Regions from separate parts of the Homo sapiens genome. Here all the other regions are linked to region 3. Evidence: chromatin loops called from intact Hi-C (ENCODE). Cell type or tissue: mammary epithelial cell. All regions are shown on one strand. Region 1 holds the start of LOC124904836 (small nucleolar RNA U13). Region 2 overlaps PHACTR4 (phosphatase and actin regulator 4). Region 3 has its middle 9.5 kb from the start of PHACTR4.

Evidence for each region. A loop is a pair of places that touch in the nucleus more often than their neighbours do. Peaks named below come from ENCODE experiments on the same cell type or tissue, not always from the same donor. Only the 100,000 strongest peaks of a DNase experiment are listed, where the experiment ranks them.
Region 1: a loop joins it to region 3, with 8 times the contacts of the local background. A loop is called at or near these places in 14 of 110 quality-filtered maps.
Region 2: it touches region 3 in a loop (15-fold over the local background); 3 of 110 quality-filtered maps call a loop at or near these places.

What each region holds. Positions count from the first base shown.
Region 1 is chr1:28,513,489-28,521,488 of GRCh38, forward strand. RCC1 (regulator of chromosome condensation 1) reads left to right here. Exons shown (of 13, transcript NM_001381865.2): 4 at 3,237-3,379. It overlaps LOC124904836 (small nucleolar RNA U13), which reads left to right and starts at 3,988; the gene lies at 3,988-4,087. RefSeq lists enhancers at 3,381-3,440, 4,515-5,366, 5,367-6,217, 5,511-5,720 and silencers at 4,591-5,230, 5,281-5,370. In mammary epithelial cell, a CTCF peak has its summit at 4,688 (motif pointing right); DNase peaks (open chromatin) are centred at 2,403, 3,723 and 4,693; H3K4me3 peaks cover 1,396 bases; H3K27ac peaks cover 2,086 bases.
Region 2 is chr1:28,466,786-28,474,785 of GRCh38, forward strand. It overlaps PHACTR4 (phosphatase and actin regulator 4), which reads left to right. Exons shown (of 14, transcript NM_001048183.3): 7 at 6,769-7,366. Among named protein-coding and RNA genes, the nearest start is that of SNHG3, 35 kb to the right of the region's middle. In mammary epithelial cell, a CTCF peak has its summit at 4,837; a DNase peak (open chromatin) is centred at 4,856; H3K27ac peaks cover 247 bases.
Region 3 is chr1:28,356,284-28,364,283 of GRCh38, forward strand. No RefSeq gene overlaps it. Among named protein-coding and RNA genes, the nearest start is that of PHACTR4, 9.5 kb to the right of the region's middle. In mammary epithelial cell, a CTCF peak has its summit at 3,546 (motif pointing right); no DNase peak of the experiment used is centred here.

The DNA.
Region 1 (8,000 bases), 160 kb after region 3:
CTGGCCTTATTTTAAAATTTTATTTCTTGTAGGTAACATGTTGGGTTTTTCAGTATGACAGTCTATGTCTTTTAATTGGAGTGTTTAGGCTATTTACTTTTTTTTTTTAAGACAGGGTCTCACTCTGTCACCCAGGCCAGAGTTCAGTGGCAAGATTATGACTCACTGCAGCCTTAAACTGGAACTCCTGGGCTCAAGCCATCCTCCCAGCTCGGTCTCCTGAGTAGTGAAGACCACAGGCATGTGCCACTATGGCTGGCTAAATTTTGTATTTTTTGTAGAGACAAGGTCTCATGATGTTGTCCCAGCTGGTCTTGACCTCCAGGGCTCAAGCAATCCTCCCACCTTGGCCTCCCAAAGTGCTAGGAATACAGGCATGAGTCACCATGCCCAGCCATATTATACATTTTTAACTTACAATAGTCCACATTCAATTGATATTAAACCAGTTCACTTGTAGTATAAGAATCTTCCCCAGCCTGGCCAATATGGTGAAACCCCGCCTCTACTAAAAATACAAAAAAAAAAAAATTAGCCAGGTGTGGTGGTGCTCGCCTGTAGTCTCAGCTACTTGGGAGGCTGAGGCAGAAGATTGCTTGAACCTGGAAGCAGAGGTTGCAGTGAGCTGAGATCGTGCCAGCCTAGGCAACAGAGCAAGACTCCGTCTCAAAAAAAAAAAAGGCGGGGCCCGGTGGCTCACGCCTGTTATCCCAGCATTTTGGGAGGCCGAGGCGGGCGGATCACGAGATCAGGAGATCAAGACCGTCTTGGCTAACACGGTGAAACCCCATCTCTACTAAAAATACAAAAAATTAGCCGGGCGTGGTGGCGGGTGCCTGTAGTCCCAGCTACTAGGGAGGCTGAGGCAGGAGAATGGCATGAACCCAGGAGGTGGAGCTTGCAGTGAGCCAAGATCGCGCCACTGCACTCCAGCCTGGGCGACAGAGCGAGACTCCGTCTCAAAAAAAAAACAAAAAAAAAACCTTCTGGCGGCCTGGTGTGGTGGCTCACACTTGTAATCCCAGCACTTTGGGAGGCTGAGACTGGCGGATCACCTGAGGTCGGGAGTACAAGACCAGCCTGACCAACATGGAGAAACCCCGTCTCTACTAAAAATACAAAATTAGCCGGGCATGGTGGCACATGCCTATAATCCCAGCAACTCGGGATGCTGAGGCAGGAGAATTGCTTGAACCTGGGAGGCAGAGGTTGCAGTGAGCCGAGATCATGCCATTGCACTCCAGCCTGGGCAACAAGAGCAAAACTCCATCTCAAAAAAAAAAAACAATCTTCCGGCTGGGCACAGTGGCTCACGCCTGTAATCCATCCCAGCACTTTGGGAAGCCAAGGCAGGCAGATCACGAGGTCAGAGCGAGACTCCGTCTCGAAAAAATAAATAAATATTTCTTCCATTTCTCACTATATAGTCTTTGATATTGTCATGTGTCTTACTTTTATATATGTTATAAAACCCACAGTACATTATTACAGCCAGAACCTCCATATCAGCCAGTTGCGATGGCTCACTCCTGTAATTCCAACACTTTGGGATGCCAAGGCAGGCTGACTGCTGAGGCTCAGAAGTTCAAGACCAGCCTGGCCAACATAGTGAAACCCTGTCTCTACCAAAAATACAAAAATTAGATGGGCAATTAGCTGGACGTGGTGGTGCACGCCTGTAATCCCAGCTACTCGGGAGGCTGAAACAGGAGAATTGCTTGAACCCAGGAGGCAGAGATTGCAGTGAACTGAGATCACGCCATTACACTCCAGCCTAGGCAACAGAGTGAGACTCCGTCTCAAAAAAAAAAATTAGCTGGGCATGGTGGTGCACATCTGTGGTCCCAGCTACTCGGGAGGCTGAGGCAGAGGTTGCAGTGAGCCGAGATCCTGCCACTGCACTCCAGCCTGGATGACAGAGTGAGACTCTTGAGACAAACAACTGGGGCTGGGCGCAGTAGTTCACACGTGTAATCCCAGCACTTTGGGAGGCCGAGATGGGTGGATCACTTGAGGTCAAGAGCTCAAGACCGGCCTGGCCAACATGGTGAAACCCTGTCTCTATTAAAAATACAAAAATGAGCCGGGCATGGTGGTGCGTGTCTGTAATCCCAGCTACTCTGGAGACTGAGGCAGGAAAATTGCTTGAACCCAGGGGGCAGAGGTTGCAGTGAGCCGAGATTGCACCACTGCACTCCAGCCTGGGCAACAGAATGAGACTCCATCTCAAAATAAAATAAAAAATACAAATACAAAACTAAAAAAATAAAAATAAAGGCCAGGTGCAGTTGCTCATGCCTGTAATCCCAGCACTTTGGGAGGCCAAGATGGGCAGGTCACCTGAGGTCGGGAGTTCCAGACCAGCCTGGCAAAAATGGTGAAACCCGGTCTCTACTAAAAATACACAAAATGGCCAGGCGCGGTGGCTCACGCCTGTAATCCCAGCACTTTGGTAGGCTGAGGCGGGTGGATCACCTGACGTTTAGGAGTTCAAGTCCAGGCTGGCCAACATGGTAAAACCCCGTCTCTACTAAAAATACAAAAATTAGCTGGGCATGGTGGCAGGCGCCTGTAATCCCAGCTACTCAGGAGGCTGAAGCAGGAGAATTGCTTGAACCCAGGAGGAAGAGGTTGCAGTGAGCTGAAATCGTGCCATTGCACTCTAGCCTGGGCGGGTCAGGAGTTCGAGATCAGCCTGGCCAACATGGAGAAACCCCATCTCTACTAAAAGTACAAAAATTAAGGCTGGGCGCGGAGGCTCACGCCTGTAAGCCCAGCACTTTGGGAGGATGAGGTGGGTGGCTCATGAGATCAGGAATTCAAGACCAGCCTGGCCAAGATGGTGAAACCCTGTCTCTACTAAAAATACAAAAATTAGCTGGGTGTGGTGGCAGGCACCTGTAATCCCAGCTACCTGGGAGGCTGAGGCAGGAGAATTGCTTGAACCTGGCTGCAGTGAGCCGAGATCGCACCACTGCACTCCAGCCTGGGCAACAGAGTGAGACCCCATCTCAAAAAAAAAAAAAAAAAGAGTTGAGGTCTCCTTCCACCACTTGTGTGAAGACCCCAGAAAACTTGCTTTACCTCTTTAAACTTCAGTTTTCTTATCTTCCAACTGCCATGAGGTTTTTGTGAGGAACAAATGAGCTGACATGGATGTTTCTGTAGTTAACAAAATAAAGGGTCTTACAAAATAGGCAATAATAATAATAATCACTTATTATTATTACATGAAGCTACATGAATGTGTAAGATCTTGGAGGAAGACAGCAGAGAGAGAGAGAGAGATCAGAGATCCCAGGGTTAAAAGTTGGAGAAATTTCACAGTACATCATCCAAAAGAGGAGTCCATGATGGAGGCAGAGGTAAACTTGGAGAGGTAAGAAACCCTGAAGACAGGGGAGTGCTTTGTGGCAGGCTCTGCATATAAGAATTCAGCCTGGCCAACATGGCGAAACCCAGTCTCTACTAAAAATACGAAAATTAGCCAGGCTTTGTGGCAGGCACCTGTAATCCCAGCTATTTGGGAGGCTGAGGCAGGAGAATCGCTTGAACCTGGGAGGCAGAGGTTGCAGTGAGCCGAGATCTCACCATTGCACTCCAGCCCGGGTGACAAGAGCAAGACTCGATCTCAAAAAAAAAAAAAGTTCAGTTCAGTTGGTAAGAACTCATCAAAAGTGTCCATCTAGACTTTGGGTGCCGTAGAATGACTCAGAGTCTGAATCAACATGAAATCGAGAAAACGTCCTTTGCAAGGGTTTCAGGGAACACCTGAAATCCTGAAGAACTGTTTGTATCCATCCTGAAGAATGGGTGTTAATAAGAGACAGCCTTTTCTTGGTACCTGTTTTCCATCTCTAACCCAACCCCAACTCACACCCTTCTATTTTATCTGGTCTCTCTCATTCCTCTTGCTCCTCCCCACTTGGCTCCCGTTTTCCCCAAGTCCATTCTCTATTTTGTTCTATAAGATCTGATCATATTAGGATGCTCTTGTAGCTCATAAGAAGATGACTGGGTGTTCACACGCATATGAGATGTGCCTCCCTCAAACCTTGTTAAGACATGGGCACATACCCATCTGATGTTAACTCACGGGGAAAAAAATCTGATCATGCCATTCCCGTGCCCAAATTCCCATATATCCCTACTGCCTCAGGATAGAGGCTGGACCCCTTAGACACACAAGACCCTGTATCCATGATCTGTCACTCCCACAGGCACCCTCTACTCCCATCTACTTGGCAGTTTCCCACAACCTCCCTGGGTTCTCGTGGTTCCCTGTCATTGCAAACGTCGCTTCTCCTAGGATGTCCTGCCCCCCTAGACTTAACTTGGAAAGCTGTTCTTAAGCCCCGGACTGAGTCAGATGCCCCTCTGGGTATCCCTGTCATAGCGTTGTGTGGTTGTTGATAGTCTGATTTTTCAACCTTCTCCATGCCCTCTTGAGGGTAGGGAAGATGAGTATCTTTTTTCTCCGTACAGACCCTACCGCACAAGATTTTCCTAAACAGACCGAACTCAAGGAGTCTTTCTGGTTGTTAGTCCACGTGTCCCGATTTGGGGTTTCCAAAATACACGCCCACTGGAACCGGGCCAGGGGAGCCAGCCTGGCCAAGGGCTCCCCCAGCCCGGCCAAGGGCTCCCCCAGCCCGGGAGCGCGCCACATGCAGATCCTGGGATGGCCGCCAGGGGCCGCCGGGCTCTTTGTTTTCCTTTCTCACCCGGGTCGGGGCCAGAGGCCTGCAGAGCGCATGCTCTGGGGCAGTTCGCGGCCCGGCGGGGAGCGCCGGAGTTCCTTGTGGCCGACGTGCACCAAGGTAGGTCTCGCCTGGGACGCGCGGAGGGTCCGGGCAGAGGGCGGTAAGCGGAGCGGCCACAGCCGGAGCACGGGCCGGTCCACGCGGGCCTAAGTCGCTGCCCGCTCTCGCCCGTGTCGCGCGGCGCCGGCCCCACGTGAAGCCCGGAGGCAGGAAGGCGCGGTGCGGGCTCGCGATTCCCCGGCCCCGCGGGGCGCTCCAGCAGCGGCTGGGCGCTGCCTCGCTGGAGCTAGGGCCGCGCGGCCCCTCCGCCGCCGCGCCTCTCACGCCCGCACCGCGGCGCCCGCGCAGGCGGGAGATTCAAACTGCGCGAGCGCGGCGGGCCGGGTGCGCGCGGCCGCCCGGGCGGGGGATGGGTCTCTGCCGCGAGGAGGATGGTTTTGTCCGGCATGCGCTTGGAGAAGGCGGTTTGCAGATCGGGGAGGGAGCCCTGCCCGGGAGAGGGTGGGTCGTAGGAGCTCGAGGGTCTCCCGCTGTGGACCTTTGGGAGCCGTGTGTCTTGAACTCCGCAGCAGCTCAGTCTGTCAGCAGATTATTTGCTGGCCATTTATTGCGTCCCTCTCTTGCGGGGCTGGGGGACAGTAGTGAGAAGAGCAGGCCCGTGTCATTAGCGAACTATGCCCTTGAACCCAGGCGACGGACGCTACTGGCAAGTCATTCATACGTCACATATTGACCTAACTTCGACCACGTGTGACTTGTGTGCCCTAGCAGAAGTTGAGTGTGTGGGGTGTTACGGGGAGCCCTCAGGGGGATCCCCCACCCTGCCCAGGAGGCTCAGGGATGGCTTTCCAGGTGAAGTGACTCTTGAATGGGGTTTTGAAGGAACAGAGTTTTTCAGGCAGTCTGAGGGTAGTGGGATTAGGGTGATACAGGCAGAGGGATTGCACGTGCAACGGCATGAAGGTATAGGTATTGTGGTCAGGGATACCACAGGTCTTGAGGTGACTGGAGGAGGAGAGTAACAAGATGATACAGCAGGGGCTGGGTCACGAAGCGTCTTGTGTGCAAGACTAAGGAACTCTGCGGGGTGGAGGAGGCAGGGAAGATTTCCCCCAAGAAGGGTATCAGAGTGAAACCTGGACAGATGAATTAGGAGTTCACGAGGCTCCTGTTTCAAAGACATCCCAAGAGCAGGAATCCTGTTCTGTTCATCGTTACAACTTTCTCATCAGATGCCCTTGGGCAACCCACCCAGTCCCCCAGAGCATTGGTTTCCTTATCTGTAAAGCAATGGTAGGGGGCATGTGGTGAGGATATAATTTTTTTTTTTTTGAGACGGAGTTTCCACTCTTATTACCCAGGCTGGAGTGCAGTGGCGCGATCTCAGCTCACTGCAACCTCCACCTCCTAGGTTCAAGCAATTCTGCCTCAGCCTGCTGAGCAGCTGAGACTACAGGAACACACCACCAGGCCCAGCTAATTTTTGTATTTTTTTTTTTTTAGTAGAGACGGGGTTTCACCATGTTGGCCAGGCTGGTCTTGAACTCCTGACCTCAGGTGATCCACCTGCCTCAGCCTCCCAAAGTGCTGGAATTACAGGTGTGAGCCACCGCACCCGGCCAATTTTTTTTTTTTTTCTGATACAGAATCTTGGTCTATCGCCCAGGCTGTAGTATAGTGTCGTGCTCTCAGTCGCTGCAGCCTCCACCTCCCGGGTTCAAGCGATTCTCCTGTCTCAGCCTCCCGAATAGTAATATCCTATAATTTTCATAAAGCAGTGAAGTTGTGTGTCCCTTCCCCCAGGAAAAATGAACACATAGGCCCAGGCACAGGTTGTATAGAACGGGGATCCCAGGTGAGAAACTCCTAGTGTGAAATATACCACCTGTGTGCCTGGCATAACAGCAGCTCACCAAATGTATATTGTTGACACATGAGCCCTCTCCTCCCTTCCCTCCTGGGGACCTTACACACAGAGATTTTTCAGCCTTAGTCTGGCAGGCAAGTTCTTCCTCCTGGTGTGGGGGACGGAGGGCACAGCTGCAGTGGCCTGGGAGGGCTCTGTCTCCTTTTACAGAAATCGAGGCTGTGGTGAGGTCACTGGAGGTCAGGGCAGGAGCACCAGGCTCCGGGCAGACTGTCTAGACTGGCGTGCCTACCCACTTTCTTCAATAAATAAGGAAGGTGAGGTGGGGGTAGGGCAGCTCCAGCTCTGGTGGAGCATGGTCATGAGACTGGGATTTCATTCCACCTCTCTGTGACCTGGGTCACCTTTCCCTGAGCCTCATCTTCCCCTTAGCTGTAAAACTGGGATGAGTCTGCTCACCTCAAAGGGCAGCTGTGGGCATTCAGGAGTGCCTGATGGTGGAAGCTGACTCTGTAGCCGACTTATCTGTGACTGTCTCACTCTTCTCCCAGAGACTGTATGCTCCTTGAAGATGGAAGCTGTGTTGTGTGGGGCGGGGTGGGGAAGCATGATGCCAAAAGCCAACTCCTTATTCCCAGCCCAGACACTCACTGCCTGGTTAAGAAAACAGCCAGAGAGGCCGGGCTCGGTGGCTCACGACTGTAACCCCAGCAATTTGGGAGGCCAAGGTGGGCAGATCACCTGAGGTCAGGAGTTCAAGACCAGCCTGGCCGACATGGTGAAACCCCGTCTTTACTAAAAATACCAAGCAGTTAGCCAGGCGTGGTGGCTTGCGCCTGTAGTCCCAGCACTAGGGAGGCTGAGGCGGGAGAATCGCTTGAACCTGGGAGGCGGAGGTTGCAGTGAGCTGAGATCGTGAGTCTGAACTCCAGCTTGGGCAACAGAGTGAGGCTCCATCTCAAAAAGAAGAAAAGAAAAGCAAATAAAGGAAAACACACCCAGAGCAGTGAGAGAAGTCTGTATACAAGACCCATTTGTGCAGTAGAGGCTGTGCAGGCAGGTACCGGGAACAGGGCTCCACCTTTTAGAAGGTGGTCCTCTGGCCGGGAGCAGTGGCTCACGCCTGTAATCCCAGCACTTTGGGAGGCCGAGGTGGGTGGATCATGAGGTCAGGAGATCGAGACCATCCTGGCTAACACGGTGAAACCCCGTCTCTACTAAAAATACAAAAAATTAGCTGGGTGTGGTGGCAGGCGCCTGTAGTCCCAGCTACTCGGGAGGCTGAGGCAGGAGAATGGCGTGAACCTGGGAGGCGGAGCTTGCAGTGAGCCGATATCGCGCCATTGCCTCCAGACTGGGCGACAGAGCGA
Region 2 (8,000 bases), 110 kb after region 3:
CTTCCAGTGTTTTGGGTTTGGTTTGATGTTGGATGGTTATTTTATTTGATAACTGGTACAACATTGATTTGGTCTGTGAGAATTTTCCATATCTTGTCCCTTTGAATGACCTCAATATGGAGAAAAGTCTTAGGTTAAGAAAAAATAGGCCAGGTGCGGTGGCTCACGCCTGTAATCCCAGCACTTTGGGAGGCCGAGGTGGGTGGATCACAAGGTCAGGAGATTGAGACCATCCTGGCAACATGGTGAAACCCCATCTCTACTAAAAATACAAAAAATTAGCCAGGCGTGGTGGCACGTGCCTGTAGTCCCAGCTACTTGGGAGGCTGAGGCAAGAGAATTGCTTGAACCCAGGAGGCGGAGGTTGCAGTGAGCCAAGATTGTGCCAATGCACCCCAGCCTAGGCGACAGAGAGAGACTCCGTCTCAAAAAAACAAAAACAAACAAACAAAAAAAGTCATGAAACTGAGGCAGATGGCCATAAATGTAAACATCACTAAGATTAGATTTAAGTTTTGGGGGTTTTAACCTATTTTTTAATCTAATATTTAATCTGTTTTTCTAAAACAATGATTCCAAAACACTATACATATTTGTGTGTGTGTGTGTGTGTGTGTGTGTGTGTGTGTGTGTAATTGGACTGGATATGTGAAAACCATAACAGATTCCACCTGCATGGAATTATCTGTGGCACTTGCTGAAAAATTAGAATAATGCCTCAGCTCACAAGGGGCAAGGCAAACTTTTCAAATGAAAATTTTTAAATCTACTTAAAACTACCTATGCCTTCCATAAGCATTAATGAGTCTAGTAGATAAAAGGATGATTCTGTAGATGCCAGTGGAATTTGGGATTCAGTGTCTGGCATAGTTATCTTCACAGGGAACTGCAGAAGCTATTACTTAAATTGTTCTGATAAAATCATGTTTTATCTTGGGAGAATTAAGAATGCTATTCTTATGTTAAAATAAGTGATGGTAGAGAAAGCAGGGAATATAATCAGTAAAATTTGTATGGGTTTAGTAAATTTTTTGCATTTACCCAAAGTTCTATTTAAGTCTACTTTCTTTATATAAATGCACAATTTCTTAGAAGAATTTTCAAGAAAGGGAGAGGAAAGCTAATGAGTGCTTCAAAGCTAATAAAAATATAGTTTTTTCAGGAAAAATGATACTAGGCTTAGTATTGCTTAAAGTTCTTGTTCACGATTGAACGAATGAATAAAAACTATACTCATTAAATATTTAATATCACCATGTTGGGTGGAGTGATTCAAACCTTGAAAAACAGGCTTAGAATATTTTATGAGTATGACAGTTTGGAGTAGCTTGATGAAAACAGGATGAAGTTGTTATTACCACCACTTTGGATGGATAGTGTCATGTTGACTTATCTGTGAGGAACTTGGGGAGCTTTCACATACTTATTTTCAAAACTACCTTGTGCTGCAGGAAACCAATTTTATCTTTTCCATAGGTAGGGCAATTAGAACATGAAGACATTGTGACTCATTCAAGGTTGTAGGCCAGGCGCAGTGGCTCATGCCTGTAATCCCAGCACTTTGGGAGGCAGAGGCGGGTGGATCACCTGAGGTCAGGAGTTCAAGACCAGCCTGGCCAACATGGTGAAACGCCATCTCTACTAAAAATACAAAAAATTAGCCGGGCATGGTGGTAGGCACCTGTAATCCCAGCTACTCGGGAGGCTGAAGCAGGAGAATTGCTTGCACGTGGGAAGCAGACGTTGCAGTGAGCTGAGATTGTGCCACTGCATTGCAGCCTGAGCAACAAGAGCAAAACTCCATCTCAAAAAAAAAGAAGAAGGTTGTAGTTAGTGAAAGATAGAAACTGAACATAGGCTTTTCAACTCTCAGGTCCAGACCTCTGTTCCTTACAGTAGTGTTTGCAAACTGGTGTTCTCCTCAGGATCACCTAGAAAGCTTATGATAACAGACTGCTGGACACTACCCGTAGAGTTTCTGATTTTAGTAAGCCTGGGATGGGCTTGAGAATTTGCCTTTCTAATAGGTTCCCAGATGACACTGATGCTGCTCTCCAGGGAGCACACATTAAGAGCCTCTGCTCTACACCAGTGGCATACCACCCTTTTCAAGTTAAGGCAACATATAAAATGATAATTTGTGTATGATACCCTGGACTAAACTGCAGAGCTCATTCTTAGCTTGAGGTAAATAGCCCAAAACAATAGACCTTGTAACTGAGGAATCAGTATTAGTCCATGAGGGGTCCTCAACAAAAGAAGAAAAATAGAACAGTTCACAGAGCATTTCTTAGAGCTAAATAGATTTAATTTAAAGGACTCTCTTTTATTCTAAAATTACAACCTTCCTAATCCTTTGGTGTTAAAATGCCATTTCTTTCACAAAAGGATTATGATCATAAATGGTTTACTTAATATCAAGCCTTATTTGGAAATCTTAGAAAATGACAACCTCAAAAAAACACTAGAAAAAAAACCAACAATCTGAGGTTGATCAAGATTTTTGTTATTGTTTTGGTCACTGAAATCCAAAAGTTTGGAAATCATTGCTTCAGAAGTACTACTGTCTTCTCATCCATATAACATGGAGTATTACGACTAAGGAAAAACCACCAGCAATAGCTGAACGGGTGAAAGGGAATTATTACCCATCCCAGAAACACTCTGAAATTTTTCCACAGAACTACAGCCAGATGCTGTTGTCAGGGTATATATACCAGAATTTACTTCCTTAACATATATGCCTTCCTCAAATTACCAAATAGAATTTATTTTATTAATTCAAAAGTAAAAATATTCATTTATGGTCTCATCAGGAATGAGTTTTGTTGTAGATGGAATAGCTAACAGCTATTTTTAGAGAATCAGCAAAAATCCAATCTTTCCAAAAATATCTCTTTCACTGCTCCTAAAATTCACATTTTTAGAATCTTTTTGTGTGTGTATGCAGTGTTTTTCTAGAAAGCCTTTTTTAAAATTTATTTATGGGGCCAGGCATGGTGGCTCATGCCTGTAATCCCAGCACTTCGGGAGGCCGAGGTGGGCAGATCGCTTGAGGCCCAGAGTTTGAGACCAGCCTGGGCAACATGGTGAAACCCCATCTCTACTAAAAATACAAAAAATGATCTGGGTATGATGGTGCATGCCTATAATCCCAGCTACTCAGGAGGCTGAGGCAGGAGAGAATCACTTGAACCCGGGAAGTGGCGGTTGCAGTGAGCCAAAATTGCACCACTGTACTCCAACCTAGGCAACAGAGCGAGACTCTGTCTCAAAAAAAAAAAAATTATTTATGATGAGAGACATTAAAACATTACAAAATTAGGCCAGGCACAGTGGCTCAATGCCTATAATCCCAGCATTTGGGGAGGCCGAGGTGGGAAGATCACTTGAGGCCAGGAGTTCAAGACCAGCCTGAGCAACGTAGCAAGACCCCATCTCTATAAAATATTTAAAAATTAGCTGGGCATGGTGACATGTGCCTGTAATTCTAGCTACTTGGGAGATTGAGGTAAGAGGATTGGGTAAGCACAGGAGTTCAAGGCTGCAGTGAGTTATGATTGCACCACTGCACTCTAGCCTGGGTAACAGAGCAACATCCTGTCTCTAAAAAAAAAGAAAAGGCTAGGTACAGTGGCTCACACCTGTAGTACCAACACTTTGGGAGGCTGAGGCAGGTAGATTACCTGAGCCCAGGAGTTTGAGACCAGCCTAGGCAACATGGAGAAACCCATCTCTACAAAAAATACCCCCCCCAAAAATTAGCCGGGCATGGTGGCACATGCCTATGGTCCCAGCTACTTGGGAGGCTGAGGTGGGAGGATCACCTGAGCCCAGGGAGGTCAAAATTGCAGTGAGCCGTGACTGCGCCACTGCACTCCAGTGACACAGTGTGAGACCCTGTCTAAAATAAATTAATTTAATTTAAAAATAAAAATAAATTTAAAAAGAAAAGAGGCTGGGTGTGGTGGCTCACATCCATAATCCCAGCACTTTGGGAGGCTGAGATAGGTGTATCACTGGAGCCCAGGACCTCAAGACCAGCCTGGGCAGCATAGTGAGACCTTGTCTCTACTAAAAATTAAAAAAATTAGTCAGGCATGGGGGCATGGGCCTGTAGTCCTAGCTACTTGGGAGGCTGTAGCAAGAGGATCACTTGAACCCAGGAGATCGAGGCTGCAGTGAGCTATTGTTCATGCCACTGCACTCCAGTCTGGGCAACAGAGGGAGACCTTGTCTCAAAAGAAAAAAAAAAAAAGAATTATAAAATTAGCTAGCCTTGGCCGGGCAAAGCGGACATGCCTGTAATCCCAGCACTTTGGGAGGCCGAGGCGGGTGGATCACCTGAGGTCGGGAGTTCAAGACCAGCCTGACCAACATGGAGAAACCCCATCTCTACTAAAAATACAAAAAATTAGCCGGGCGTGGTGGCACATGCCTGTAATCCCAGCTACTCAGGAGGCTGAGGTAGGAGAATCACTTGAACCCAGGAGGTGGAGGTTGCAGTTAGCCGAGATGGCGCCATTGCACTCCAGCCTGGGCAACGAGTGAAACTCCATCTCAAAAAAGAAAAAAATAATTAGCTAGCCTTTTACTTTGAACATCTCCAATTTTGGAGATTTAGGACAAATACAGTTTTATTTAAGGGAAGTTTTTGAGAGTGTTTGAGAATACTGAGTGGGATGAAACTAAAGGGTTTGAGTAGAAGGTTAGAGGTTGGTGATCAAAAGAACTACTTTTTTTTTTTTTTTCCTGTCAGCAGGGAAAAAATAACTACCCTTTAATTACTTTACCAGTTTTACTCCTGTGTGATCTGATGATCCACTTCTTACAGGTCATCTGGAGCCCTCCAAAGGGACTTTGCTGAAACAACACCAACACCTTTGCTGAGTCATTGTGGGCTTTGGTGAAACTATAGGAATATATACTGTCATGATACAGGGTGAAGGCTTCTCATCTAATAAACATATATTGAGGGTCCACTAGATGCCAGGTACTGTGCACAGCCCTGTGGATGATATGTTGATGGAGACAAGGTTGCCCTGCCATCAAGGAGCCCATGATATAGTGGAGAGTGAACATGGGAAGCTGAGGTGCAAAGGGAACATAAGAGGTGTGCATACCAATAAAAATTAGAGACAGTAGGCCGGGCGCGGTGGCTCACGACTGTAATCCCAGCACTTTGGGAGGCCGAGGCGGGCGGATCACGAGGTCAGGAGATTGAGACCATCCTGGCTAACATGATGAAACCCCGTCTTTACTAAAAATACACAAAAAATTAGCCGGGAGTGGTGGTGGGCGCCTGTAGTCCCAGCTACTTGGGAGGCTGAGGCAGGCGAATGGTGTGAACCCGGGAGGCAGAGCTTGCAGTGAGCCGAGATGGCACCACTGCACTCCAGCCTGGGCGACAAGACTCCGTCTCAAAAAAAAAAAAAAATTAGAGACAGTAGGATGCAGTCAAATAGTCAGAGACTTGGATACCAGCTGAGTCCATGCCAGTTTGTAGTATGATCTTGGGCAAAGTCACCTAGCTTCTGTGGCCTTGCCTTTTCCTTCTGAAAAATGGTAAAGATGCTATATTTTTTCCCCTGTCACCTCAGGTGGTATAAGGAGAATATGACTTCAAGGACAAAAAACACTTTGATTTCTTCAAAGGACTTTGCAATTGCTATAAAAATTCAAGATGTCAGTATTGACAGTTTTATAACACAGAGCTAAGATATCTAGATACCATTATCAGGATATGGTAACAATACCCACTAATACTTATTTTATGCTATCTGAATGTTTAAATTTTTTAATGGAGTACTGTTATACAAAATAACTTTTTTTTTTTTGAGTCAGAGTCTTGTGCTGTCCAGCCTGGAGTGCAGTGGCATGACCTTGACTCACTGCAGCCTCCGCCTCCCAGGTTCAAGAGATTCTCGTGCCTCAGCCTCTCCTGAGTAGCTGGGATTATAGGTGCCCACCACCACACCTAGCTAATTTTTGTAATTTTTTTTTTTTTTTTTTAGTAGAGACGGGGTTTCACCATGTTGGCCAGGCTGGTCTCGAACTCCTGACCTAAGTAATCTGCCCACCTCGGCCTCCCAAAGTATTGGGATTACAGGTGTGAGCCACCGTGCCAGCCACAAGATAACTTTTTATCAGATTTTTTTTGTCTCTATTCATATTAACTACACCAAGATCAAGTTACAAAAAGTTGTCAGCCGGGTGCCATGGCTCACGCCTGTAATCCCAACACTTTGAGAGGCCAAGGCAGGTGGATCATTTGAGGTCAGGAGTTCGAGACCAGCCTGGCCAACATGGTGAAAGCCCGCCTCTACTAAAAATACAAAAATTAGCCGGGCCGTAGTGGCGTGCGCCTGTAATCTCAGCTACTTGGTAGACTGAGGCAGGAGTATCGCTTGAGCCCGGGAGGCAGAGGTTGCGGTAAGCCAAGATCGCGCCACTGCACTCCAGTCTGGGCGAGAGAGTGAGACCCTGTCTCAAAAAAAAAAAAAAAAAAAAAATTGTCATATCTGTTGCCATAGCAATGAAGTAAGCTACTCATCAGTCTTCCTACACCTCTGTACATTTATTAAGCCTTCTATTTGAATAAATATAAACTTCATTTCAGGATAAAATATATAGGGAATGGCAAAACTATGAAATTATTTAACTTGCTTAAAAGATTAAAACTGAACTCAACTTTAATTCTAGGCCCTGGGCCGGCCCTTCAAAGCATTGGAAAGTCGTGAAATTGATGTGTTGCTCTCTCTTTTCCAGCTGAACTGTCCCAAGCAATAAACAGTGGTACATTGTTATCAAAACCGTCCCCACCCTTACCACCTAAGAGAGGCATTCCATCAACCTCAGTACCCACCTTGGAGTCTGCTGCTGCCATCACCACAAAAACACCAAGTGATGAAAGAGAGAAGAGCACGTGTTCTATGGGCTCGGAACTACTACCAATGATCTCACCTCGCTCTCCGTCCCCCCCACTGCCTACTCATATACCTCCAGAGCCTCCACGCACCCCTCCATTCCCTGCTAAGACTTTTCAAGTTGTGCCAGAAATTGAGTTTCCACCATCCTTAGATCTACACCAGGAGATTCCCCAGCAGGAAGATCAGAAAAAGGAAGTCCCCAAGAGGATACTGGACCAGAACTTTGGGGAGCCCCATATACCCTCTAGGCTGCCTCCACTCCCACTGCATATTCGAATCCAGCAGGCCCTCACCAGCCCACTTCCCATGACTCCTATTCTGGAGGGTTCTCACAGAGCTCATTCGTTGCTTTTTGAAAACAGTGACAGCTTTTCTGAGGACAGCAGTACGCTGGGTCGGACCAGGTCTCTTCCCATCACTATTGAAATGCTAAAAGTGTAAGTGCCTTTAAAGCTTGCCTCTTATTTCTCCTTTACTCTAGATAGCCCTGCTTGGAAAAAATTACTTATAAAAAGAAAATGTGGGCCGGGCCTAGTGGCCCACACCTGTAAGCCCAGCACTTTGGGAAGCTGAGGCAAATGGACCGATCACCTGAGGTCAGGAGTTCAAGACCAGCCTGGCCAATACAGTAAAACCCTGTCTCGATGAAAATAACAAAAATTGGCCAGGCGTGGTGGCACATACCTGTAATCCCAGCTACTCGGGAGGCTGAGGCAGGAGAATCGCTTTAACAGGGAGGTGGAGGTTGCAGTGAGCCAAGACTGTGCCACTGTACTCCAGCCTGGGCGACAAAGCGAGTCTCTGTCTCACAGAAAAAAAGAAAATGTGAATAATTTTTTTTTTTCCGAGATGGAGTCCTGCTCTGTCACCCGGGCTGGAGTGCAGTGGCACGATCTCCGCTCACTGTAACCTCTGCCGCCCAGGTTCAAGCGATTCTCCTGCCTCAGCCTCCCGAGTAGCTGAGACTACAGGCATGTGCCACCACATTCGGCTGATTTTTGTATTTTTAGTGGAGATGGGGTTTCAACATGTTGGCCAGGCTGGTCTCGAACTCCTGACCTCAGGTGATCC
Region 3 (8,000 bases):
ATTTCTGTCTAGCTCCTCAGTTTGTTACACCAATTGGCTACCTCCCAGCTTTTAGCTTTGAAATACATTTGTCCTCATGATAAAGACCAAAATCCTTAAGATGCTAATGGAAGCCTCATCTTCTTCCTGCTGTCTTGCTCACTGTGCTCCGGCCACCTGGCTACCCTGAGGTTTCCCAGAGGCACGAATCTCCCTGACCAAGGCCTTTGGACCCAACAGTCCTTACGCTTGGAGCAGCATCCCCACCTCTTTATCGGATTCACCCCCAGTCAACTCCTGTTTCAGCTTTAGCAGCACTTCTTCAGGGAGCATTACTTAGCTTCCTTGGAAGAAATTAGGTTTCTCTGTTATATGCCACCTTCCGTATAGATCAGTGTAATACACTGTCAGGACTTCACATTTTATTGTATTTTATTTAATTCTTTTCTTGTCTTTTCTTTTCTTTTGAGACAGAGTCTTGCTCTGTCGCCCATGGTGGAGTGCAGTGGTGCAATCTCGGCTCACTGCAACCTCCGCCTCCCGGGTTCAAGCGATTCTCCTCCCTCAACCTCCTGAGTAGCTGGGATTACAGGCACGCGCTACCGCATCCGGCTAATTTTTGTATTTTTAATAGAGACAGGGTTTCACCATGTAGGCCAGGCTGGTCTCGAACTCCTGACTTCAGGTGATCCACCTGCCTTGGCCTCCCAAAGTGCTGGGATTACAGGCATGAGCCACCACGCCCGGCCTTATTTATTTCTTAATTTACAAAAATTGTTTCCAGGCTGGGCATAGTGGCTCACACCTTTAATCCCAGCACTTTGGGAGGCCTAGGCAGGCGGATCACCAGAGGCCAGGAGTTCGAGACCAGCCTGCCCAACATGGTAAAACCCTCTCTCTACAAAACAAAAAACCAAAAACCAAAATTAGCCGGGTGTGGTGGGTGTGCCTGTAGTCCCAGCTGCTCAGGAGGCTGAGGCAGGAGAATTGCTTGAACCTGGGAGGCGGAGGTTGCAGTGAGCCGAGATCCACCACTGCATTCCAGCCTGAGCGACAGGGCCAGACTCCGTCTCAAAAATAAATAAACAAATAAATAATTTGGCCGGGGGCACGGTGGCTCACGCCTGTAATCCCAACACTCTGGGAGGCCGAGGCGGGTGGATCACGAGGTCAGGAGATCAAGACCATCCTGGCTAACACGGTGAAACCCCGTCTCTACTAAAAATACAAAAGCCAGGCGCAGTGGCTCACGCCTGTAATCCCAGCACTTTGGGAGGCCGAGGCGGGCGCACCACGAGGTCAGGAGATGGAGACCATCCTGGCTAACACGGTGAAACCCCGTCTCTACTAAAAATACAAAAAAAAATTAGCTGGGCGTGGTGGCGGGCGCCTGTAGTCCCAGCTACTCGGGAAGCTGAGGCAGGAGAATGGCGTGAACCCGGGAGGCGGAGCTTGCAGTGAGCCAAGATCTTGCCACTGCACTCCAGCCGGGGCCACAGAGCGAGACTCCGTCTCCAAAAAAAATAAAAAATAAAAATAAATAAAAATAAAAATACAAAAAATTAGCCGGGCATGGTGGCGGGCGCCTGTAGTCCCAGCTACTCGGGAGGCTGAGGCAGGAGAATGGCGTGAACCTGGGAGGCGGAGCTTGCAGTAAGCAGAGATGGTGCCACTGCATTCCAGCCTGGGGGACAGAGCGAGACTCCCTCTCACAGATTAAAATAAATAAAAAATAAAATAAAATAAAATAATAAAATAAAATAAATAAAATAAAATATAAAATAAAATTAAAACATAATAAAAATTAAAAAAAATCTTTTTTGAGACAGGGTCTCACTCTGGTTGCCCAGGCTGGAATGCAGTGGTGCGATCTCGGCTCACTGCAGCTTCGACCTCTCAGGCTTCAGATGATTCTCCCACCTCAGCCTCCCAAGTAGCTGGTACTACAGATGCGTGCCACCACACCCGGCTAATTTTTTGTATTTTTAGTAGAGACCGAGGTTTCGCCATGTTGACCCAGGCTGGTCTCAAACTCCTGGACTCAAGCAATCCCCTCGTCTCAGCCTCCCAAAGTGCTGAGATTATAGGCGTGAGCCACTGCGCCCGGCCCAGAGACGGAGTTTAGCTCTTTTTGCCCAGCCTGAAGTGCAGTGGTGCGATCTCAGGTCACCGCAACCTCCGCCTCCCGGGTTCAAGCGATTCTCCTGCCTCAGCCTCCGGAGTAGCTGGGATTACAGGCATGCTCCACCACGCCCAGCTAATTTTGTATTTTTAGTAGAGACGGGATTTCTGCGTGTTGGTCAGGCTGGTCTCGAACGCCTGACCTCAGGTGATCCGCCCGCCTCGGCCTCCCAAAGTGCTGGGATTACAGGCGTGAGCCACTGCACCCGGCAGATCTTCACATTTTAAAAGAGAAATTAAGAATTCAGACTTGAATGTAAAATTCCTGGGGTTAAAATGTAAATCACTGTGGGCCAAATATCTGTAGGTTAGTGACTGCCTATGGCCTGCCTATTTGCAACCTGTGCTGCTCAACCTTTAGCTATACTTGGTAAGTATTTCTGTGTTAATCATCACTCCATCATCATTCCACTTATTAACTGTCCACTCCATGCCAGGCACTGTCTTGGTGCTTTACGCAGATGATTTCATGTAATCTCCAAAACCATCTGTGAGGTCAAGTAAGGTTCAGAGAGGTTAAGACGCTTGCCCACGGTCAGGAAGTGGTGGAACCAGATGCTATAGGTCTTTCCAATAGACTTTTGTGTGTCCAGGTACAATTTGTCAGTTTAGAATGGGAGGGCCTTGAATCTTAAATTCAGCTGGAAAAAAAAAAAAGGATGAGAGAGGCTCTGAAGCTCTGCCTGACAATGACAACAACCATTAATATTTGTTGCGTGCTCACTGTGTGCCAGGCCTTGTGCTAAGCGCTTTATGTGATCTAATTTAATCCTCACAACACCTATGTAAAGGAGCTGCTGTTATCATCCCCATTTTATAGATGAGGAAACTGAAGTGTAGAATAGGTATCTGATTGCTGTGCACGGTGGCTCACGCCTGTAATCCCAGCACTTTGGAAGGCTGAGGCAGGCAGATCACCTGAGACCAGGAATTAGAGACCAGCCTGGCCAACATGGTGAAACTCTGTCTCTACTAAAAATACAAAAAATTAGCCGGGCATGGTGGCAGGCGCCTGTGAGGCAGGAGGATTGCTTGAACCCAGGAGGCGGAGGCTTCAGTGAGCCGAGATCACACCATTGCACCCCAGCCTGGGCAACAAGAGCGAAACTCAATCTCAAAAAAAAAAAAAAAAAAAGAATAGGTATCTGATTTACCCAAGGTATAGAACAGGTATCTGATTTACCCGAGGTAAAGACAGAATTCAAATGCAGACAATTGAATGCCACAGCTCCCTGCTTTTAGCAATTTGGTTTTGTGGCAGATTATGGGATGATGACAGCAAAAAGGGAGAAATCTGTAAATCAGTCTTTCTCCAATCCAGAGCCTAATAGAGGACTCAATTGAAAGAAGAATCCCACCAGGTACTTCCAGGAACCTGATATTGAGAGATGTGGCCGGCAGGTGGCAGCAACATTCATAGTTTCTTCTCTAAATTCAGCAATGTTCAAAGCTATAGAGAGGAAACTATAAATTCACACTCATCATTTGCATATTATCTTCTGATGGGCCCAATCCATTCTTTGCCAATAAATGTGACTTTTAGTTTCTTAGCTCAGTGAGAACTGCCAGGCTTGAGAGAACCCTCAGGATTTGAAGCTGCAGTGAAATCATCCAATCCAACAAGCATCGTGGTGATTTTATTTATTTATTTTATTATTATTATTTATTTCTTTTAGATGTAGGGTCGCACTTTGTCGCCCAGGCTGAAGTGCCATGGTACGATCATAGCTCACTGTAACCTCAAACTCCTGGGCTCAAGCGATTTTCCTGCCTCAGCCTCCTGAATAGCTGAGACTGTAGGCATCCACCACAGCTGGCTCATTTTTATTATTTTAATTTTTATAGAGATGGGAGTCTTGCTGTGTTGCCCAGGCCAGTCTTGAACTCCTGTGCTCAAGAGTGACCCTTCTGGCCGGGCGTGGTGGCTCACGCCTGTAATCCTAGCACTTTGGGAGGCCAAGGCGGGAGGATCACGAGGTCAGGAGATCGAGACCATCCTGGCTAACATGGTGAAACCCAGTTTCTACTGAAAATACAAAAAATTAGCCAGGTGCAGTGGCAGACGCCTGTAGTCCCAGCTACTCAGGAAGCTGAGGCAGGAGAATTGCTTGAACCGGGAGGCGGAGGTTGCAGTGAGCCAAGATCGTGCCACTGCACACCAGCCTGGGCAACAGAGCGAGACTCCATCTCAAAAAAAAAAAAAAGAGTGAGCCTTCTGCCTTGGCCTCCCAAAGTGCTGATCCAGGCCCATTATGGTGATTTTAAACTGTTCAGTGGAACTGTATTTTAGTGATTCCCAACCCTTTTTGAGTTTGCGTTTTAAAAAATTATTTGGCTGGGTGTAGTGGTTCACGTCTGTAATCCCAGCACTTTGGGGGGCTGAGGCAGGTGGATCACCTGAGGTCAGGAGTTTGAGACCAGCCTGGCCAACATGGTGAAACCTCGTCTCCACTAAAAATACAAAAAATTAGCTGGGCATGGTGGCATGTGCCTGTAATCCCAGCTACTCTGGAGGCTGAGGCAGGAGAATCGTTTGAACCTGGGAGGCAGAGGTTGCAGTGAGCCGAGATAGCGCCATTGCACTCCAGCCTAGGGGGATAAGAGTGAAACTCCATCTCAAAAAAAAAAAAAAAAAAATTCAATAGCACAAAAGGGTATACGGTGAAAAGCCAATCTTTCTAGCATACTTACCCCAAATCCCACTATCTTCCTACCCCAGAGGAAAGCTGTGTATTCTTTCAGGTTTAGACTGAATAGAAAAGTATATGCATGGGCAGGTGTGGTGGATCACGCCTGTAATCCCAGCACTTTGGGAGGACGAGGCGGGAGAATCACTTGAGCTCAGGAGTTCAAGACCAGCCTGGGCAACATGGCAAAACTCTGTCTCTACAAAAAACACAAAAAAATTAGCAGTGTATGGTGGTGTGCACCTGTAGTCCCAGCTAGTTTGGAGGCTGAGGTGAGAGGATCACCCGAGCCTGGGAGGTCAAGGCTGCAGTGAGCCATGATCGGCTGCTGCACTCCAGCCCTGGTGACAGAGTGAGACTCTATCCCAAATAATCCTTTTAAAAAATGGCGATCTAAAAATATACACGGCCAGGTACAGTGGCTCATGCCTGTAATCCCAGTACTTTGGGAGGCCAAGGTGGGTGGATCACCTAAGGTCAGGAGTTCGAGGCCAGCCGGACCAACATGGTGAAACCTCATCTCTACTAAACATACAAAAAATTAGCCGGGCATGGTGGTGGCAAGGGTTAGGGATCACTAAAACACAGCTACTTGGAGGCTGAGGCAGGAGAATCGCTTGAACCCAGGAGGTGGAGGTTGCGGTGAGCCGAAATCACGCCATTGCACTCCAGCCGGGCAACAACAGTGAAACTCCATATCAAAAAAATAAAAATAAAAATAAAACTATACACTTATAGAAGAAAATTTAGGGGGACATTTTTGTGATCTTGGATTAGGCAAAGATTTCTTAGATATGATACCATCCATAAGATTAAAAAATGGAAATATTGGACTTACTCAAATATTTTATTTATTTATTTTTATTTTATTTATTATTTTTTTGAGATGGAGTTTTGCTCTTGTTGCCCAAGCTGGGGTGCAATGGCCCGATCTCGGCTCACTGCAAACTCCTCCTCCTGGGTTCAAGCAATTCTCCTGCCTCAGCCTCCTGAGTAGCTGGGATTATAGGCTTGCACCACCACGCCCAGCTAATTTTTTTGTATTTTTTAGTAGAAATGGGGTTTCACCATGTTAGCCAGGCTGGTCTTGAACTCCTGACCTCAGGTGATCTGCCCGCCTCAGCCTCCCAAAGTGTTGGGATTACAGGCGTGCGCCACCGCGCCCAGCTAATTGTTTTGTATTTTTAGTGGAAACGGGGTTTCACCATGTTAGCCAGGCTGGTCTTGAACTCCTGACCTCAGGTGATCTGCCCGCCTCAGCCTCCCAAAGTGTTGGGATTACAGGTGTAAGCCACCATGCCTAGCCTTCAAAAATTTTAAATTCTGCTGTGTGAAAGATTCTGTAAAGAGAATGAAAAGACAAGCCACAGGCCGGTCGCAGTGGCTCACACCTGTAATCCCAGCACTTTGGGAGGCCGAGTTGGGTGGATCACGAGGTCAAGAGATCGAGACCATCCTGGCCAACATGGTGAAACCCGTCTCTACTAAAAATACAAAAATTAGCTGGGTGTGGTGGCATAGACCTGTAATCCCAGCTTCTCGGGAGGCTGAAGGGCTGAGGCAGGAGAATCGCTTGAACCTGGGAGGCATAGGTTGCAGTGAGCTAAGATAGCGCCACTGCACGCCAGCCTGGCGATAGAGCAAGACTCTGTCTCAAAAAAAAAATAAATAAATAAAATAAAGAAGAAGGAAAGACAAGCCACAGATTGGGAGAACATATTTGTAAATCACATATCTGATAAGTATCACCTGCAAAATCTCCTCTCATTCCCCCTTCTAGACACTGCTCTCTCACCCCAAAGGGTAGCTGCTATCCTGGCCTTGAACAGAATATTTTTGCTTGTCTTGTATTTTATCCACATGAAATCAAACATAGTACTGTGGTCTGGCTTCTTTCACTTAACATTATTTGTGAGAATCATCTATATGGTTGAGTATGGTATGTTATAGGGCACAAAAGGCGTAAGGGACAACAAACATTTTGCAAAGAATTTTTAGCACCACTGAGTTTTCTGTCAAGATGATAGCTAGCCATTATCTTGAAAACTAGGTGATGGACTGGATCTAATGGAGCACATGGATGAATCTGAGCACTGCAAGGGATGGTCTGGGAGGTTTTGTACCTTTCCTTCCATCCTCTCAGCCTTCCCAATGGGCAAAGCTTTTGAAAACAATTCAGTGAGGGCTTCAATTCTCCTTGTATCTTTCTCTCTGTTCTGGAGCTTTTCCTAAACCATAATGTAGGATACTGGTGAGTGCCTACCCAGAAGTGCAAGGGAAGTTGATGCCTCCTGGGGAAATCCAAACCAATGGAGGATATAAACCAAGGGTTAAATGCTTCTCTGGCAGTCTTTTGGAAGACCATAATGAGAGGCATTACAGAACTCAGATGGGGAGTCTCTGAGCCCGCTTTGGTTCAGGAGGCTGCCCAATTTAAAAAAAAAGAAAAAAGAAAAAAAGAAAGAAAGAAAGAAAATTATCAGATGGGCTTGGTAGGATCCAGCCCCAGGTGCCCACAGCAGTGAACACCTTGTTAATACATCCTTGTGTTGGCTTTTTTCCTCTTCCTATTTTATTCTGGACTTTTACTTTAAATCCCTGGGATCACCTTCTAAGTAAATTACCTGTAACTAACACCTGTCTTAGGTTCTACTTTCTGGATGGAATCTTTTTTTTTTTTTTTTTGAGACAGAGTTTTGCTCTTGTTGCCCAGGCTGGAATGCAATGGTGCGATCTTGGCTCACTGCAATCTCCGCCTTCCGGGTTCAAACGATTCTCCTGCCTCAGCCTCCCAAGTAGCTGGGATTACTGGCACCCACCACCATGCCCAGCTATTTTTTTTTGTATTTTTTTAGTAGAGATGGGGTTTCACCATGTTGGCCAGGCTGGTCTCGAACTCCTGACCTCAGGCGATCCACTCGCCTTGGCCTGCCAAAGTGGTGGGATTACAGGTGTGAGCCACTGCGCCCAGCCTCTGGACGGAATCTTAAGATGTGTGCAAAATATCTGCTACATGGTAGGTATTCAAGAAAAAATAGCAGTTTTATTATTACTACTATTACTGCTACTACTGTTCCCACTGTTATTATTACCTAGGATTTCAAGTTGCCATCCATTAGTCCTCTTCCCTGAAACCATGGATGATATTGAAGC